2 separate regions of the Mus musculus genome follow, and region 2 is linked to region 1. A link is a loop called in an ENCODE intact Hi-C map of the cell type or tissue named here. Cell type or tissue: left cerebral cortex. All regions are shown on one strand. Links, peaks and the distances in the headings refer to the core of each region. The heading gives the core; the rest is flanking DNA. Region 1 holds the start of Kcnj4 (potassium inwardly-rectifying channel, subfamily J, member 4). Region 2 holds the start of Csnk1e (casein kinase 1, epsilon).

What was found. Hi-C counts contacts between places; a loop is a spot of excess contacts. Peaks named below come from ENCODE experiments on the same cell type or tissue, not always from the same donor. Only the 100,000 strongest peaks of a DNase experiment are listed, where the experiment ranks them.
Region 2: a loop joins it to region 1, with 4 times the contacts of the local background. A loop is called at or near these places in 3 of 42 quality-filtered maps.

The regions. Positions count from the first base shown.
Region 1 is chr15:79,499,107-79,508,509 of GRCm38, reverse strand. Kcnj4 (potassium inwardly-rectifying channel, subfamily J, member 4) reads left to right here and starts at 3,269. Exons shown (of 2, transcript NM_008427.5): 1 at 3,269-3,314. In left cerebral cortex, for the core only: no CTCF peak of the experiment used is centred there; DNase peaks (open chromatin) are centred at 6,262, 6,372, 7,349, 8,216 and 9 more places; H3K4me3 peaks cover 5,763 bases; H3K27ac peaks cover 7,017 bases.
Region 2 is chr15:79,436,904-79,446,306 of GRCm38, reverse strand. It overlaps Csnk1e (casein kinase 1, epsilon), which reads left to right and starts at 4,250. Exons shown (of 11, transcript NM_013767.6): 1 at 4,250-4,379; 2 at 7,448-7,535. The coding sequence starts at 7,460. In left cerebral cortex, for the core only: no CTCF peak of the experiment used is centred there; DNase peaks (open chromatin) are centred at 4,160, 4,436, 4,792, 5,869 and 3 more places; H3K4me3 peaks cover 2,876 bases; H3K27ac peaks cover 4,648 bases.

The DNA.
Region 1 (9,403 bases), core at 1,003-9,002:
AACTTACCAAAAGTTCACACAGGTTCTAACACCCAAGCTGCCATTCTCCTCCAGGACCTCTTACACACACACACACACACACACACACACACACTGCTAGGCTTCCTACCTCCCATCTCAAACAGGGCATGAGCTACTAGACATGGCCTGTGGCGAGGTCTTCCCAAAGCCTTCAGTCATTCTCAGAACACAATGTTCAAAGTGGGGATGTCTCTTATTCTCCTGCTTTGCCCAGGGAGAAACCAAGACCCAGCGTGAAGAGAATTCCCGGCCAGGGATGCTTGGCTGATTGTTGGTGGAAGAAGGACTCTATTTCCTGGTGTCCTTAGTCCTCACCTGGCTTGGAACTGCTTTCATAGCTCTCCTCACCTAGCTCCTGCCCTGATGCCTTCCAAGGCCTCAGCAATCACCCCACAGAGCATCCCAAGCGCAGCAAGGTGGCCCTATCCCTCCCTCAGACTTCTGCCTAGTGAGCTGGTGAGAGACAAGTAGCCTTGCAAGAGCAGTTGTGCTGGACCTAACGGGTCCTTGGTTCTGCACGCCCCTCCATCTTTCTGCTCTCTTTCTTCTGCATTCATCACCCCCAGGGAAGCCCCTGGCCTGTGGGGACAGCCAAAGATCACCTGCTGTCCCTTAATCCTGCTGATTTCAGTCCACACAGAGGTGCAGGGGATACTAGGCATCCGTCAACTGCTAAGTGAGCACTTAGTGTGCTGGAGGGCGAGAATGTATGCACGCGCGCGCGCGCGCGCACACACACACACACACACACACACACACACACACACACACACACACACACGCCGGGGAACATCAGTCCTGGCTGTCTGCCTTAGGGCACAGCAGGGTAAGAAGAACAGACACTGCACAGAGAAGGTCCAAAGTGCTCTGGAGGGCACCCGTGCGAGGAAGAGCCTGCTGCCAGCACCCACCTGCCTTCAGCAGCCTGTTGTGCACAGGGCGCCATTAGCGCTCACAGTTTGGGGCAAGTTAAACAGAACCTTACTCAAGGTCATGCTGTTTCTAAGTGCTTTTGAAGCCAGGTTGGTCTGATTTCCTAACTTTTAAAATAAGAACCATACTCATGCCTAACCCGAGGGTTGGGGATAGGTGGGCCCTGGGGTGCAGGCTGATTGAGCGAATAGGTGCTGGGCTTGGAGAAGAGTAGAAAGGCTCCGACTGTGAAGAAAGACCAAGGGCATTTCAGGCAGTGGGGAACAGAGCGTGCAGGCAGAGAGAGGTGTGAAGGCATCTGGTACGTTCTGGAATCCGTGGGAATCGGAGGACATGTGTGAATATACGGTGTGCGGGAGCCTGACAAGCGAACCGTCCTGAGGCGCTGAGTTGAGACAGATCCTTTGGCAAAGGGAGAACCTACAGAAAGATGGCTGTGTGGCCTGCGTAGCATTCACGAGTCTTGTCCCGGAAGGTCTGCTTGGCACAGGAAGCCAAAGAGATTGGAGACTCAATCAGTTCTCCATAAGTTTGTGTGCTTCCCTTCCCCCCCAGCCCCCCCCCCCAATCCCGAGAGATCTTCTCCCTCTGTGATCTGGGTCCAGTCTTCCACGGCCAGAGGCTCTCTGCTTGCAGGTCTTCTAGACTCCTATGGCCACAGAGAAGGGCTTTCCTCACCTGCTTCCTTAGAAGGCTAGGTGACAAACGCTCAGGAACGTGGCTGGCTCGGCAGGAACTGGGAGGTGCTTCCAAGAGTGTGGGACCCAGACCTGAGCTCTCTGGGGGATTGGGGGAGGAAGGTCTGGACCTTCTCTTATAGTGCTGGTGAGATGCCTCCATCTTTAAGAGGTTTGCTGCTCTGGCAGAGTACCCAAGTTCAGTTCCCAGCGCCCACATGTCACTTCACAGCTGCCTATAATTCTAGTTGCACGGAACCTGACAACTTCTTCTGGCTTTCACAGGCTCCTGCCCACATGTAGCACACATGCACGCACATGGGCATCTGTACATGCATGGTGCACATACGGACACACACAGGCATCTGCACACATAGACATAAATAAAAAAGGAAAGACAGATTAGTAAGATGAGAAGAAAACAGGGACTAGGGTTTGTTGACTTCCACTCCACTGGGTGGCCTTTTGCGAACTTTTGGACGTCTGTGGGTCCTCAGTTTCTCCTTTGTGAACTGAAGCCTTACTGATAGACTGTGCCACTATTAGGGTTCTTCCAAAAGAACGACCTCTGTCTCCTGAAGTGGGGGTGCTTAGGGCCCTTAGCTGCTAGAGCTTCGGGAGAGGATGCAGACCACCCAGGAGAGGGTCAGGGCCACCGGGACCCCCACAGGACTGGTTCCCACCTACCCTCCTCTGGGCTCGGAGAACCCTCCCCACCTGTCCCCAGGGGCCTCGCAAATCCGGGAGTGGATCCTCCTTGGAACGGATCCTCCAGTAGGAGTGCGGCGGGGCGAGGAGGAAAACCCGGGCAGGATCCGCGCGAGAACCGGACGGCGCAGCCTTCCCCCCCCCCCCCCCCCCGTCCCCGACCCCCGACTCCTGCTGGAGTCCTGGGTCCCGGGCGCTAGTGGCCTGCCCGCGTGGGTCAGACGCACCAGGAGGGCCGGGGTGGGGTCCGCCTGGGGCTGGCAGCCGGGGCGCGCTGCCTCCGCAGCGGGGCGCGGGTCACGTGTGAGGAGGGGCGAAAGTCTCCGAAGCGGGGCGCGTGCTGCGAGTTGGGAGTTCTCGGCGCGCCGCGGGCGGCGGGAGCTCAGGCTCCCGGGCGAGCCGGGGACGCGGCGGGGACCGGGTCCCAGACGGAGGGGGCGGCGGCGGGAGTGGGAGGGACGCAGACAGAGAAGGACACAGCCGGCCGAGGAGGCGGCGCGGGGCGAGGCTGAGCCCGGGCAGGGGCCGGAGCGCGGCGACCAGGTGCCACGGCCCCGCGGGAGGAGAGGCGGCACCGGGGCACAGCGGCGGGGACCTTGTGGCAGGCGCGAGGTGGCCACAGAGCCAGGAGACCCCAGAACTGAACAACGAGAGGGTCGTGGGGCTGTGGGTAACAGCGGGCAGTGGGGCGCCTTGGGCCCCTGGACCCCTCGACCCGAGCCCGGGCTCCACGATGCTGCCGCCCGGGCGGCGCCCAGCTCTTGACGCGGGGCAACGCTGAAAGTTACGCAGGGAGCGGCGCGGGACAGCGCGGAGACCCCGAGACCCACAGAGGCCGCCTGGGTCAGTGGCGACATCGCGGGCAGGCGGCGCCCGCGTCCCAAGCCCGGCGCCCCGGACTCCGCCCGCCGGACTGCGCCGGGGGATGTAGCGGACACTCGCCGCCCAGACCCTCCTCGGACCTTACGCCCCGGGGTAAGCTCGGGCTCGTCCATCGCGAGTACTCTTCGTCCGTCTGTCCGTCCCAATGTCTGTCTAGCTCAGAGAGTTGTTTGTCCTGCCGCTCTGGCCATACCCGTCCTGCACTTATCCATCAGACCCGATTCCTGAAGGGTCCCAGTGTGGACCTGTGACTTCCCCCAAGCTGGCGCGCTCCGTTTATTTGGCCATCAGAGCGTCTCCTGTGGGTTGTGGCTGGCAATAGAAGGGAGATGGATGACAGAGATTTGACCTCCTGCCCTGGCGACGGCCCTTCTCTGCCCCCGCCCACCTCCATGCCAGGAGCTGCGAGGCAGGTGACTTGCAGCAAGGTGGGAAGGGGGCGTCTCAGCTTCCCACCACCCACCTGCAGTCTCCGTGAATGGTTCGGAGTATGACAGAAATCTCCCTTCTGCTGTGTTAAGCACCTGCCTTGTGCCAGATAACCCCAGGGTAGGTGAGCCGGTAGTAGCTGAAGGAATGAGGTAACAGTAAATGGAGCATTTCGGGGATTAGAGTGGTGGAAACTAAGGCTGTAGAGAGAGGGGCAAAGATGCTTTTTCTTCTGCAAAGGGGAAACAGCAAAGAGTCATGCCGTGGGCTCTAAGCAAGGAGAACTTCACCACCACCTGCAGAATGCCCACTAACCAGGTCAGCCTACTACTGCCCCCCCCTCCCCCACAAACTATGCAAGGGGACTCAGACTTCAGGGCAGGGAGCTGTAGACCAGCTTGGCAGGCAGCAGTGCCCTCTAGGCACCACACAGGGTGGCTGGGCTGCCCTAACAGGGAGGGCCTCAAGAGGGGGAGAGCTCCAAGTAGTAGGCTGAAGGACCTAGGGACCAGACGAGGTGTCTAGCCCTGGACAGAGAAGGGCTGGATCCAGGGATCCAATATTCACTCCACCCCCACTCCCATCCATCCCTGCACCTTGCAGGACTGCTAGGAGTCCAGAGCCATGTGTAGCCTTGACTTGGCTTCTGAGGGGAGCAAGTGGAGAAACAGGACAGTTAGGGCAAGTGGAGCGGGAGGACTGAGCCTGGAACATTCTGCTCTGCCCTCCTATGGAAGAAGGGTCTCTTTCTGAAGTTTTCCATACTGGGCATCAAGGCTCGTATATCCCTTGGTCCAGGCTTCAGAAATGAGACCAGCTAGTTGAGACACTGGGCAAGTTATGCTCCTTGAGCCTCTGCCAGCACATCTGTGGAATGGGGACACCAGACCTGCCCCACTGACCTCCAATGCAGGGCCTTTGAGCTCTGTGAGCAGAAGACTCTTGGTAGGCTGAAGAGAGGGGTGGGCAGATGGGGGTGGGGGTAAGAACTCAGTTTACTTTGAGGGAAAATAAGTAGTTACCAGTGGCAAGAATATGGCTGGAAATGCAGACTGACAGTAATGGAGGTGTCTAGGCATAAGTGGGGGGACCTGGGACTTGGGCGCTGTACCTAATGTTACGCTTAAAGAAACATCTTCCTAGGGGAAAAAAAATAGAGGTGACTGGCCAGACAGAAATGTCCGCGGGCTCCCACTGGGGTGACCTTGGGCAGTTAGCTTGACTTCTCTGAGTCACAGTTTGTACCAGTGGAGAATGGGACTTCATGTCATTGTCACTGGCTTGCATACAGTGTCAGGGCCCTGGGAAAAGCTTGCAGAGCCAAACCATGCAGGTTCTAAAGAGACATTTGTGGATCGGAGGACAAAGTCACTCTAGGATGCTGTGGGAAGATTTTGGGGCTTAGGATGAGAGGGAGGGGGAGGAGGAACTGTGTGGGCTTACACAGGGCGGGCTGGTTCTTAATGTGGATCTGGGGGAGGCGGGGGCGAGTGCTGAGGGGGGTGTGAGGAGGAGGGGGCCCCCTCTGCGGGGACCACTGAGTCACGAGGACATGTAAGCGACATGACAACCAGCAACGTGGTAACCAGGAAACAAGCAATGGGAACGAAGCTGGAGCAGTGTGTCGTGGTGGGGGAGGGCAGACTGGCAGCACCCAGGCTTGGAGGGTCCGTGGTGGGTTAGGCTGGTCGGCCTGCAGGGGGTGCGGGCCAAATAGGCTGGGTAAGAACGGAAGTGTAAGAAGTGACAGGAAGCACCCAGGGGCTCAGCGGGGCAGGGGGCTTCTCTGGTCCCTCCCCGCTCTTCTTTTCCTCCACATCCCCACTCTTCATGCCTCTCCCCCTAGGATGCCAAATTTGGCTCACGCAATCTGTCGTCTCTCTTCTGAGATTGGCACGGGGATGGAAGCCGAGTGCATTACATCAGCGCCTGATCCCCCTGCACTGGGGGAGGGAGGGGAAGAACCGAAGACCGACCAGGCCAGGCTGGGATTGGAAGGGCAGCAGCCAGACTTCAACTTCCCTGCTTGTCTCCTGTTTGCTCTTCTTACCCTAATCTTAGATGTAGGGGGAGTTTGGGAAAGGCCATGACGAACTTAGAGGTGGGACCAGGACTCCAACTTTGGGGAGGTTCCATGACTTGGGCAGGAACCAGTCAAGCCCTGTTGCTGTCTCCCTGGCTAATTGGGACCAAAGAGTTCTCAGGACTTGGTGTGTCATTGCCTGGCCATGTGACCTTGGGCAGATTCCCCTTGCGTAGTAGAGTCTACATGTGTATAGTGAATGTTGGCCGCTTTGTAGTATTGGTGACTCCCCTGAGAGGAGCCACGTTGGCTCTCCAGGGCCCCGGGATGGATCCTGTGACCTTGAACAGCAACTTCTCTCCTTATGCCTCCATCTCCTCACCTGTGAAATGGGTATGTTCAAGGTCACTACCTGGACCCTGGACATGAGTTGTGCTACAGGAGTGAGGGGCGAGGGCAGGGATCTGGCTTCAAAGCCACCTATCGGAGTCCTATGGCCTTCCACATGATCGACAGAGATGGAGAACAGCCCAGCCTGGCCTTCACAGGACAGGTGGTGTGGGAGGATGGTTTCATGCACACGCAGAGGCTTTGCTCTTGTACCATTGATCTGATGCCGTCATTGTACAAGAGTGAAAACTGGGGCCCTCAGGGAGAAGTGGGTTCTGGGGCCACAGTGATGGCCTAGGAGCGGAGGAAGCAGAGCTCTAGCTCCTGGTTCTCAGCCCCCTCTTAGAAGCAGGCAGGCAAGCGATGTCTTCTTCTTTCTTTGGCCAGGCAGAACAGAAACCCTGAGAGGCTGGCTCTGGCATCGCCCCCTCCCCTTCCTCTCCTGCATCCCTTACCCATTGCTGCCATCAGTGACTTCACTTCTTATTCATTACTTGGTCTCCTTGGGGGGATTCCTCTAGAATTCCTTTGCAAACTAATCTGAGGCTGTCCCTGTGAGGGACAAGTTGAATTTAGGGTTAGCCTAAAACCTTACGGTCCATTCTAGAATATTCCATTCTAGAATATTCCTCTCCCTGGCTGAGTTTTAGGCAGGAGACAGTTTAGTTGCCCCCAACAACATGACACCCCCTCAGGGATCCTCTGGGGAAGAACTTATTTTTATAGACGGGAAGATGGGCTTAGTAACAAGGACTGAGTTGGCCAAGTTACCCAGAGTCAGCGAGATAGATGGCCTGTTATCCCAGGAGGCTGAGAAAGATGGGTACCGGAGGTTTGGTGAGAGAGTGAATACCCCTCTCCTAGGGCTGATCCGACTGAATCAGCCCTCCTGCTGGCGACTGTCACCTCATGGGTGACTGTGAATGGCATCTCCCTCCACCTTGGGAATCCTTGGGTCTTTGATATTTCCAAAGACGGTCTAGAAAGCCACATGTACCGCTCATCTGCCGCCCACCTGCCTGGCCAGGTATGAGGCTACAGGCTTCCGCAACTTCTTCATCCTCCCCGCAGTCCTCCAGTGTTGATGTACTGTCTCCATACTACAGTTGGAGACGTTGTATCCTAGAGAGACCGTGCTACCTGTCCAAGGTCACACGGCAAGCAAGTATGGAGGGACAGGGTTTGGGTTTAGACTGATCTGATTCCCGGGGGCCGTCTCTAGGGTTTCCCCAGAGTGGAAAATATTCCTCCCCTGGGCTGGGGTTTGGCAGGAGATGGTCTAGTCGCCCCCACAGCCTGACACCCCCTCAGGGATCCCTGGGGGGGCCCCCATTCTGGAGACAGACACAGACATGAACCACTGGGAAGAGCTCATTTTATAGATGGGAAGACTGAGCTGGCCCAAGGTGACCAAAGCATCAGCCAGGCATTCTCTAGCCCGGGGCTCTGTCCCCTGCACCAGTGAGTGAGGGGAAGGGGCCTTAAGTGGATGGTGCCACAACATGGGGATGCGGATTCAGAAATTGAGATGTTGATGGTTCCATGCTGGGACTTCCAGAAGAGTCTGGAATTCTGCCATTCCACGGAGCAGAGAAAGCAGGCATGGCAGGTCCTGTTTATAGTCTCTGGGCCTTGCCCCTAGATCATCTGCAGACATCAGCATTCACAGCCTCATGAGGTTTGGGGCTGTGGAGTGAGAGACCTGTGTGACAAGAGACCGTCTAGGAGACAATAACCATAGTCATAGTTCTGTGTGATCTTAGGTCAGTGAATTGCCCTCTCTGAGCTTGGTCTGCACAATGAGGTGATAAAGTCACAGAAAGAAAAATCTCTTTGCCTCCGAGTAACTGCCATGGGGCTATGTCATCTCTAAGTGCTCCTCCCTCCTTGTGGGGACCCTGGGCCCTGGCATGGGCAGGCAGGAACCCTGGGTGTTAGCAGAACCATTAAGCCTCCTCAGGCCGACCGACTCAGCCCTCTTTGGGGTGTGTGTGGGGGATCTCCGGGCTCAGCCCTTCTTCTCTTTTTCATCTTTATTTTTCTCCTGCTCCCTCTTCCCTGGCGACGTGGGCTGATCGCTGCTCAAACTTTTAATTCACATGGTAATTGTAATAATAACATGGGCCGAGGCCCCTCTGCCTGTGACATTGCAGCTGGCGGAGCTGAGCTAAGAATAGAGCCTGAGTCACACACGCACGCGCGCTCCTGCAGGCGCGCACTCTGCTCCTGGGTGGTGGGTGAGGTGAGGCATGGGGGTAGGGGGCTCTGGATCCTGACCCCCTACCTCTAAAGGCCTACGCAACAACTGTCCCCCACAGACCGCCCTCTGGTCCCGGACTGAACCAGTGAGACATAAGGCATGGTTGCTTGTCACTCACAGAAGGGAAACTGAGGCTCCATGAGCAAACATGGCTGCTGGGAAAGTGTGGGACTGGACCGAGAGTGTTGGCTGACTCTGAAGCCACTGTTCTGTTTCAGGACACACAGGCCAGGGGAAACGGGAAGCTCTGGGTCTGGGCCGCTGCCCCTGAAGGTTTCTCACCCCAGCCTTCTCATAACCACCTACCACCTGCATGCAGTGGGTGCACACAAGGGCCTTGCCTGGGGTTGATGGTGCTATTGCCTGGTGACACAGAGATTGTATGTAGCAGAGAGTGACTTCAAACTTCTGATCCTCCTGCTTCCACTTCTGGAGGGCTATGATGACGGGTGTGAGCCACCACGTCTGGCTTCTACAGCGCTGGGATCTGTTTCGTCCACACTAGACAGTCACTACCAACTGAGCTCCAGCCCCAGCCCTTACAGGTTGTCTTGAGGGAATAGCAGGAGGTGCTAGACTTCCTAGTAAAGTCTCAGTCAGTGCCCCCTCCACTGTCCCATGAGCAAAGCACCCCTGTTTTCGTGTGAGAAAACTAAAGCTTGGTGATAAATGTTTGTCCCAAGTGCCACAGGTATACCATCTAGACCTACATAACTCCCAGCCCCAGAAGCCCCAGACCCCTCTCTTATTTTGGTCTCCTGCCGCCAACCTAGCTCTGCTCCCAAGCACAGTGTCTCCCTCTCTGCCCCTCCCCCCAGCCTTCTCTCCTCTTTTCTGTGGCTGTCTGGGTCAATCCTTAGCCCTAAGGTGGCCTCAGCAGGCAGGGTGAGGTGAAGTGTCACTTGGAAGACACACCATCAGGTCCTAACTTATAGGCTATCAAGAAAGGTGAACTTCTGTATTCCCCCACCCCAGTAAGAGCCATGCTGGGAGAGGTGGTGTCGTCATGGCGACCTACCACTGAGAGTATGGGTTGAAGCCGCCTGGGGCCCCCGGGGGGGCCTCCAGCTGGGCAGCGAT
Region 2 (9,403 bases), core at 719-8,718, 62 kb after region 1:
TATGTGCCCAGAGTACACATGCCGGCGGAGGCCAGAAGAGGTATTGAATCCCCTGGCTGAAGTTACAGGTGACTATGGGCTTCCCACAGAAGCCGTTGTCGGTATGAGCTCTTAACTGCTGCCCCATCTCTCCAGTCTCTTGGTGGTGGTGGTGTTTGAGACAGGGTCTCCACATGTAACCCTGCCTGTTCTGGGGCTTGCTGTGTAGATCAGGCTGGCTTCAAACTCACTCCTGTCTCTGTTTCTGAACTGCTGGGAAAGCCAAGCTTTACTGCACCCAAGCCCAGAAGCCAGCCTCTTAAAGTCACGAGGACTCCTGGTTCCAGCTCCCCAGCCTCCTTGGACATCAGCCTGAAGGGGTGGAAGTCAGTGGAGGAGAGGAAGGGAGCCTCTGGCTGGCACTCCACAGTTCTCTGACTGGGAGACCAGACTTTTAAAATATTTATTATTACTATTGTTGTTGTTGTTGCTGTTATTGGTTTTTTGAGACAGTTTTTTTTTTTTCCTGGATGTCCTGGAACTCCCTCTATAGACTTCAGGCTGGCTTTGAGGTTAGCAATTTCAGCTGCCTTTGCCTCCAGAGTGCTGGGATTAAAGGTATTTATTCACTACCACAACTGTCTAAAATACTTATTTTTCATTTCAACATGTTTATGTTTATGAGGGCTGGAGACATGGCTCTGGTGGTCCTGACCTGCTGAGCCATGTTAGAGCTTTAAATTTACGTTTATTTATTGTGCGCGTGCCATGGCAGGCAGAGAGAGGATACATTGCTGAAGTCAGCTCTCTCCTTCCACCAGTCGGGTCCTAGGAAGCAGGTTGTCAGGCTCAGGGGCAGCAGTTAAGAGCTCATACCAACGGCTTCTGTGGGAAGCCCACAGTCACCTGGAACTTCAGCCAGGGGATCCAATACCTCTTCTGGCCTCTGCGGGCATGTGTACTCTGGGCACATAGCTAGAAAGAGGGTACCAAGGGCTTAGTCCCTCACAAGCCTGGGCGAGGAAGCTTTCTGGTAGGTCACTCTCTGCTCTAGGGATGGGTGCATTTCATGAGTCGGCAGTGTGGTCTGTTGCTAGGGCCTGATAACAGGGGATAGCAAGCGCTGCTTCATTCATGTTTGAATGGGGGGGGGGGAGGCAGAAACCTCTTTGCTGTCCATTTTTCCAATCAGCTATTTATTAAACACATACCAGGTGCTAGACACTATTATAGATATTCACAGCACAGTGGAGGCCAAAATAGCATCAACTCCCCACTTTCATGGACCGAAGTCCTCTAAGTGGGAGACAGAAGATAAACAACAAACACACCCAGAGTGTGTTATAGCACTGAGTGTTTGTGGGCGACAGAGTGCAGGAGTCCGGGATCCCGGATGGATTTTATACAACTGACTTTAAATTTTGTTTGATGCTATGTGGGTGGGGCTGCATTGGTGCCACAGAGCCCATGTAGAGGTCAGAGGACAACCCTGTGAAATTAGTCTTGTCCTATCTTAATATGGGTTCTGAGGCTCCAACTCAGGTCTTGAGGTTTTTTTTTCATCAATCAGCCATCTTGGCAGGCCAGCGATAGGATTGTTAAGTCAGGAGACAGGAAAGCCTTCTCTTGAAGGCCTGAGAATGGAGGGGCCCCACCCCCCGAAGAGCATGGTGAACATGTGGCTCTCAGGAAAGTGTACCAGGCAATTGAATGGCCAGGGCCAGGGCCAGGGCAGGAGGTCATAACAGAGAAGCACCCAGATCATCAAGAGAATCATAGGTAGGGACATGCAAGGGAAGGTCATTTTTAGGACCAATCTGAACACTTGGTAAGTCAGAATGTCCATAGTCAAGAGACCTGGACTCATCCGCACTGTGCTGGGTGTCTAAGGCTGTGCCTGAGCCCCGAGGCCAGTGCTCTAGAGGGCCCAGGGGTCCGGAGGGGTATGAAAGTAAGAAATGGTACAAGTGTCCAGCTCAGAAATGAGCAGGGGGTGGGGGAGGGGGGAATCTGCTCCTGACCACTCAGAACTGTCAAAAGCTGGTGTGGCCCCTGGTGAGCTGGGTTTGTCTGCCTGCATCTTGTGGGTCAGCGGAGGGTGGCCCCGGGAAAGATGCCATCCAGCTATACCTCTGGGCTTGAAAGCTGGAAGTTGGAGGGGAGGATCTTTGCGAGGAGCTGAAGGCGGAGCCCTTGGCTGTTAGAATGAGGCAGGATTTCTGTTTGGGAGAAGGCTCCCTCCTTTCCTCCCTCTCCTCCACTGGGTTTTGCGTCACGGCTGTTTCCCCTTAGAGCTCAGCTGCAAAGCTCTGTAGAGGGCTCACAGCTTGGACTCATGAGGGTGTAGGAAGGAAGAGGCTCAGGCAAAAGGCAGCTGTGTGGGGAGCCACCTTCCAAGGGGGGTAGATCTGGGAGAGGGAGTCTAGGAAGGTCCAGCCACCCTGTACTCTTCTGAAGGCCTGGTGTGTGTGTGTGTGTGTGTGTGTGTGTGTGTGTGTGTGTGTGTTAGAACTGGGGACTTTTAAGACCAGCTACCCCTGGATACCCAGCAGAGAGTCTATAGCTGGAGGGTGTGGGCCTGGGAGAGGCTGCAAGTCCTGAAATGGAGGGCAGGTGACAGGATGAGGAAGGGAAGCTGGGACAGTGGACTCCAGACGGAAGATTTGTTCCAAAGGACCTGCGATGACCAAGAAGGGGAGGAGAGTGGCTTTAGGCAGCGCTGGCTGAGTTCCATCTCCAGACAGGTTCACCCTTGATCCATACCCCCGCGTGAGGGCTGAGGTACCTCCAATTCCCTTTCTGGAAACCACAGAGTGAACATCAACTCTGTCTGCTGTCCTCACTGGAGAGGGTTAAATGAGCTGAATGCCTCTCCTGGCGCTGCAGCAGAACAGGCCTACGTTTGGAAAGCTGGGCCCATGTTGGAAGGTTTGGGTGGTAACATTGCTAGGAGGACATTGATGCTTGCTGTGTTCTGCTCAGTCTTGCCAAGGCCCCACGGCCTGGGCTCTGACCACTGAGGCTGACTGCTGTCCAGACCAGCTGCCTCTGGTGAGGATTTGTGCCCTGCGTGGCCAAGGCTTCAGGAGAGAATGCGGGCCTGTCATACAAAACCTGCCAATTGTGAATCAATTGACAAACGCAAAGCCAAAAAGCACCAAGCGGGCCATGCTCAGTCCACCACCTGGGCAGAGAGAGCCAGTTGCCCGGTTTACCATCACAGAGGCCTCTGGAGGCAGCTCCTCCTCATTCTCCTGGTCTTCTGATCGGCATCCCCAGGTCCACCAGATGAACATGGCCATCTTGCTGGGCTGTGTGGGCCTGGGCAGACCTTTTGCCCTCTCTGGGCCACAGTATCCTGCCCTCCTGCCCTGTGATAGGACCTGGTCTATAGGTCTCCCAGCAATCTCCTCAGCCTCGGGGAGAAGATGCGGTTATTATGAAGTGACTCTTTCTGAGATGTGCTTCCGGGGTGATCAGAGGTACTATGTCCACAGTAACAGTTGTGTGTGTGTGTAGAGAGAGAATGTAGGTGTGTCATAAGTTGGAGCTTTGCATGACCCACTGTAAATATCATTTTAATAGCCTTGTGCTGGGACCTTCCATGGTGGAGCTGGAAGCTGGTGGGAAGCCTTCATTAACTCTCCCATGACCTGGGAAGGCTATGGTCCTTCTTCCTCGTTTGCAGTTAAGGACATTCAGGCATTGTCTGGGGGATGACTTTGTTGAATGAGCACCTCTGGGTCCCTGACTCACGTGTGAGTTCTTGGTGAGGGGCAGGGGGCTCAATGGGTGAAACTACGTTGGAATCTGAGGGACTGTCACAGTGGATCTGAACGGCAGAGGACAGAGCAAAGAAAAGTGTCTGCCTGGAGTTTTCTCTGACCACACATCCTTGGTCCTTGTCCACGCCCCTCAGTCCCTATGCTTTATTCCCAAAGCCCCTGGCCAGTGTTCTCTACAGCCTTCAGGCTACTGAGCCCTAAATCTCTTTTGCAGTGCCAGGAGTCTCAGCTGATTCTCTCGGGGGTCCCCGCAGCTTTGGCTGGAGATAGGGCAAGGCCTGAGTATAGGAAATCTTAGTTTTGTGTGCCCCTCACCCAGGGTGGCAGCGTCAGAACACGCTCTCCGGGGGCTGCGGGCCCTTTAAATCCTCCGGGGCGGCGGCGGCGGGCGGGGGATGACATCAGCGGGCGGGCCCGGGGCTCAATGGGAACCGCGGGGACGCGCGCGCGGGTAGGGAGCGCGCGAGCCGGCGGCGGGGGCGGGCGGCGGGAGGCGGCGGAGCGCGGAGCCTGAGCCCGGCCGGGCCGAGCGCAGCGCAGCGGGCCGGGGAGAGGCTGGCGCGCCCGCGGCCCGGCGAATCCTCTGGCATCCGCCCCGGCGGCCGCCCCGGCGCGGTGAGCATCGGGGGCCGGGGAAGCGGGGTTCCCTCCGCCTCTTTGTGTTTTCTTTTTGCGCGAGCGCGGGGCGGACACGCGCATCCGCGCAGGGCTGGGGGCGCCGCCCGTGAGGACAAAGGCGCGGCCGGGGACGCGGAGGGGACGGGCGCTTCGCAGGCCGCCGGGTGCACCGAGGCGGCCCCGGGTTGGGGCGGGGGACCTGCGGCAGGGGCCTGGCTGGGGTCCCGGGGGCGCTCGGGTTCCGGGCCGGCCTCGGCCCCTCCTCTGTGTCCTGGGCTCCGGGTCACCGAGGCCGTTCTCGCGTAGGGTGGGGGCGCGCGGGGGTCCTAAGTGATGGGGTGCGTGGTCACCCGGGCCACCGGCTTTGTTTTCCTTTGTGGCGAGAAGAAGGGAGGGGGTTATTTATCGCTTGGCTTCTCATTGCGGTGTGCGAGACAGCCTTGTGCTTCAAGCCTGTGAAAGCTGGGTGCCTGGGCGCCTCAGAGGCAGGGCTGCGACTTAGGCCACCCCCTCCCCCTACTTTGTCCAGAGTTTCCCCACATATTTCTTAGCATAGCCTCCCTTTGGAAAGGGGGTCTAGAGAGAGAGAGAAGGGGGTGCAGTTCCAATGAATACTTGCGTTTGGGACGCCTTTCCTAGGTTTAGGGCATTCCTTCAGTTTTTATTCTACTGATTCATTGACCAGGGTCTTGGCCCTGTGGAAGGTGGGTGGTGTGTGTGTCAGGAGGTGTGTGTGTATGGCAGGGTGACACGGGACTGCCCATGTGCCCAGCTGCTTGTAGTTGTAATTTTTCTAACCAGCTGAGAAGTCTTGACTCCTCATGGCCACCCCCCCCTTTTTTTAACTTTGTTTATTCCCCTCCCCCACCCCTCCCGTAAGGGACAGAGTGAAGAATTGGAAAGCTACTCTGATTTCCTGAAGGAGCCCCCACCCCAAAGTCAATTTCTTGGGGTGGCGGTGGAGGGGGGCTTTTAAGTGGAGGAGGGCTGGGACACGCTAGACTCCAGGGCTCTGGTCTCCAGGGTGGGGAGACCCTGGCGTTGGTAGGGTCCTTCAGGGTTGGTGATTGTGCAGAGAGCCGTGAGTGGAGAGGGGCTTGGGGGGTCATGTGCAGTGTATTTATGTAAGACTCCCAGACAGAGGGCACTGGTATTTATATAACCTGGCGTGGGTATTTATGTAATATAGGATGCAGTATATTTATGTTCCTTTCCTAACCTGTGGCTTTCCCAGATGCCATGTATGGTCTCTGAGTCGGCGTTAGTGGAAACCCGGCTTTGGGGGGGGGGGGTGTTTGTGAGTACACAGCCAGCCCCCCCTTTCCTGTAGGGATCCTAAGTGTGAGCCTCTACTCCCATGTTCCCCTTGGCGGGTGCCCTTAGCAAGCTGGACCATGTGTGGACCTGTGGTGCCAGGCTGGTGGGTTTTCTGCAGATATGCAGTCCTGTTCTTGGCAATCAGGGCAACTCAGCCATGTGGGCAAAGACCCATGATGGGAGAGCCCAGAGTTTGGCTGGCACCCAGCGGCAGCCACTTCCTTGTGGCTGGTAGAAGGACAGTGGTGGCTCTCGGGGACTTAGTACTAGGCTAGGGTGTCTCTCCTGGCTTGGCTCTCTCGCTTCTGGGGCTGATGGAGGAGCCCCAGTGAATCTCTCCTGGTTTCCTTCCAGGCCTGGTATCTGGGGGCAGGCTTGGCACAGGGAAAGGGTCAGCACCCCTTACCCCCAAGCAAGCCAGCAGTCACTGTCTCACCGAAGGGTTTTACTTCTCAAGCCTGGAGTGAAATAAGTTCTGGGTAGGAGGCCACCAGGTGGGCCAGCTGGACCCCTGTTTGGTCCTAGGTGAGATTTCTACCATTGGCTAGCTTCTGTGGGGATGGTAGCAAGGCCACTCTGGGCTCCGGTTCCCATCTATCTGCCAAAGGAGTGCCCTCTTGTTCCCTCACACCAGCTCATGTGTAACCATGCAGAGGCACCAAGGAACCAGTCTCCCTGTCTCATAGTTTACTATTCCCTGCCTCCCCATTCCCCAGCAGCCCAAACCTGCCCCCATTCATTGAGTCTTCTGTTTTGCTGACCTGGAACACAGGTACCCAACCTCTACCAGGCCAGTACAGAGGGATCCCTGCCATGGTCCAATCCTTGTTATCCATGGGCTTGGGGCCTCCACCTCATCTGAGGAAGGAGCAGGCTATGCAGCTTAGACCCACAGGGATGGGACCTGTCTCAGGAAGCCCTTACTTCCAGTCTTCAAGGAAGTCTCCCTGAGAGTCCGCATAAGATGTGTGTGCAGAAAGACCTGAGAAGTGGTTCTCTGTGGCCTGGGTAGAGCCTGGGAGGCCCTGGGAGGTACCTTGCCTTGCCTCTCTCAGTGGGGATCAGGTCCTCTCATATGAGGCCTGCTGGAACTGGCCAGCTTAGCCCTCCAGAGGCAAGGATAGAGGTGGGCAGCCTGTGGTTTCAGGAGTCTCGTGGTACCAAGGAGCTCTTTGACGTTCTTCCCTTTATCCTGGAGGTTGCAACTTGCTGACGGGCTATTATAGCTTTCAGGATGGTCTATTTCTGTGGACCCCGTTCCTCCCATTTCTATCAGATTCCTGGGGTCCAGGACGTCCCTGGGGTATTTTAAGTGTCTCCAGATTGTATGCAGAGTGTAAAGCATTTTGGAGAGACTTTTGGCCTTTTCACCTCTAAGGATGGGTGGAGATTCACTGCTGAGCACAAGACACTAGACATGGCCCTTCCCTGTTGTTTACCCTTTGTCCTTGATTTAGGGCCTTAGCCCATCGTAGCCCATCGGGTCTGCTTGGCGGTCCCTTCCTGGGCCTTGGCTCAGAGCCCATCTTTTCTGAACTAAGTGAAACTTGTTCTAAACCTGCCTCGGCCGTGCCCAGGTGTGTGGGCATGAGGACTACCTGACACCTGACTGCCCTTGAGCTAAGTGAAGCCAGATTGCTTCTCAGACAGTGGGAGGGAGGAGGAGCCTGCCAGCCCTGGTGGAGGAAGGGTCTGGGCCCTCTGCTGCTGGAGGTCCTGTCTCTGACCTGTTTCTGCTTCTCCCGCAGCAAGGTTGAAGCATGGAGTTGCGTGTGGGAAATAAGTATCGCCTGGGCCGAAAGATCGGCAGTGGCTCCTTTGGAGACATCTACCTGGGTAAGTAGCTAGGCCTCCAGCTGTGGCCCTTTGGGGCGGCTCTGGGATGAGGAGGAGGGGAGAACCTGGGATCTGGGAGCAGGAGTTTGCTCTGGTTGCCTGGCATGGCTTACAAGCCTCCAGGGTCATCCCGGATCCAGAAGGAAGCTCAGGTGGTCTGGGGAATGTCTTCTTTCACAGCTGGGCAGGCCAGGGCTCAGGAGGCTGCAAGAGCAGAGGAGATATATTTAGCAGGCTTCCAGCTGCCGCTGACCTGGGTCTCCATGGGGCATGGGAAAGCCCTGGCTGGGTTGGCATCCCTAGCCCTTGGGTCCTGGCAGAAGGATACTGATGGATAGAAAATGTTTTGGCTGTCCTGGAGCCCTGGGGAGGCTCCCCGGAAGTCCAGGCCTCTCCCTTAGATGTGGCTTTCTGGAATGCAGCCTGGGCCTCCTTTGGAATGACAGAGGAAGGATCTCATTGCTCTGGGAGCTCCCTGTCCCTGGATGTGTCCCTGATGTCATTTTAGGCAGATTGCTGGCATCTCAGCACCCCCCCCCCCCATCCCCCTCAAGTGTCGCCTTCCTAGCCTGGCCAGCCATGCGCCATTTTGAGTGTTGTCAGCCTGGAGGGGAGAGTTTGCTTGGTAAACTGCACGGATGGAGTTTTGAGTCTTGGAGTTGCTTGTGTGGTGGCAAGCCTCCTAGGTCATCCTTGGTGCTGCCCTGTGTCCTCAGGAGTAGGGCCTGGCTGTCTCTTGTTTTCCTCCTTAGAGAACGAAGATGAATCATTCTGCCCTGGGCAGAGGAAAGGGACATATCAGGACGCTGTAGTCATTAATCAGTTCGGTCAAGGGCTTCTTTTCCCTGGTGCTCAGAGCCCCTGTCCACTGTCAAGTATGAATTCTGCCGTCCAGCAAGCCTCAGGGCAGTGGGTAGGGGATACAGAGGCCTTCTTAGCTTTTACCTACAAGCCCCTTTCTGAACATTGTCGCCCACAAGGCAGCCCCCGTGTCCTGTTCTCGGTGCTCCCCATTTCCTGTGTGACCCAGGCTGTCCCTTTCTACTGATGGCAGAAGGCTAAGGTGGCTGCCAGGGATTGCTCTAGTTGGGGCCGCCTCAGCCCCACAGCCTCACTGAGTAGGGGTAGAAGAGAAAATGGGAGACAGACATCTCTGGATTCTAGACTTTATCTCGGGCAGCTGCCCTGGGACCTCAGTGTCCCCCATCTGTGTCCCCAGATGACCCGAGCACTGTTGCAGGACACAAATGAAACAGCCGTGAAGTAGTTTTGTACTTGGTGTCAGGTGTGCTGTAAACAGCTTGCTGTTTCTCTATGGGGTGTGGTGGTGTGTGCCTGCAGATGGAGCTACTCGGGAGGCTGAGGCAGGAGGATTGCTCAAGCCCAGGAGTTAATGGCTAAGTCATTGTAAAGTAGTGGGATAACTGTTCAAAGAATAAGTTTCAAGAAATCACAGTGCCTCTGGGTCCTGTCATTCCTTTCAGTAGGAGCTAATGTAAGGAATTTTGGGTCTGCTCCTCAACCCCACCCGGGGGCCCAGAATGTGGCCTGTCCACAGTGGATATCCAGTGAAGGCTTGAGAAGCAAATAGCAAGGAAATGGGGGCGTCGTAGCCTGTAAAGACCTCTGTGTGGTAGGGAAGGAGAGAGGAGGGACTTGGGAACTGGGTGGGCCAGTTTCTGCTTCTCAGTGCTCCTAAGTTACCTGAGCTATCCTGTCTCTTTATCTGAGCCTAGCACAAGTGTAAGGAATGTGTGTGTGTGTGTGTGTGAGCGCGAATGTGTGCGCATCTCTCAGGCACCTGTCTGAAAGAACACCCAGTGCTGGCCCCTCTTCTGCAGAAGGGATCCGAAAGCTTGCAGAAGGAG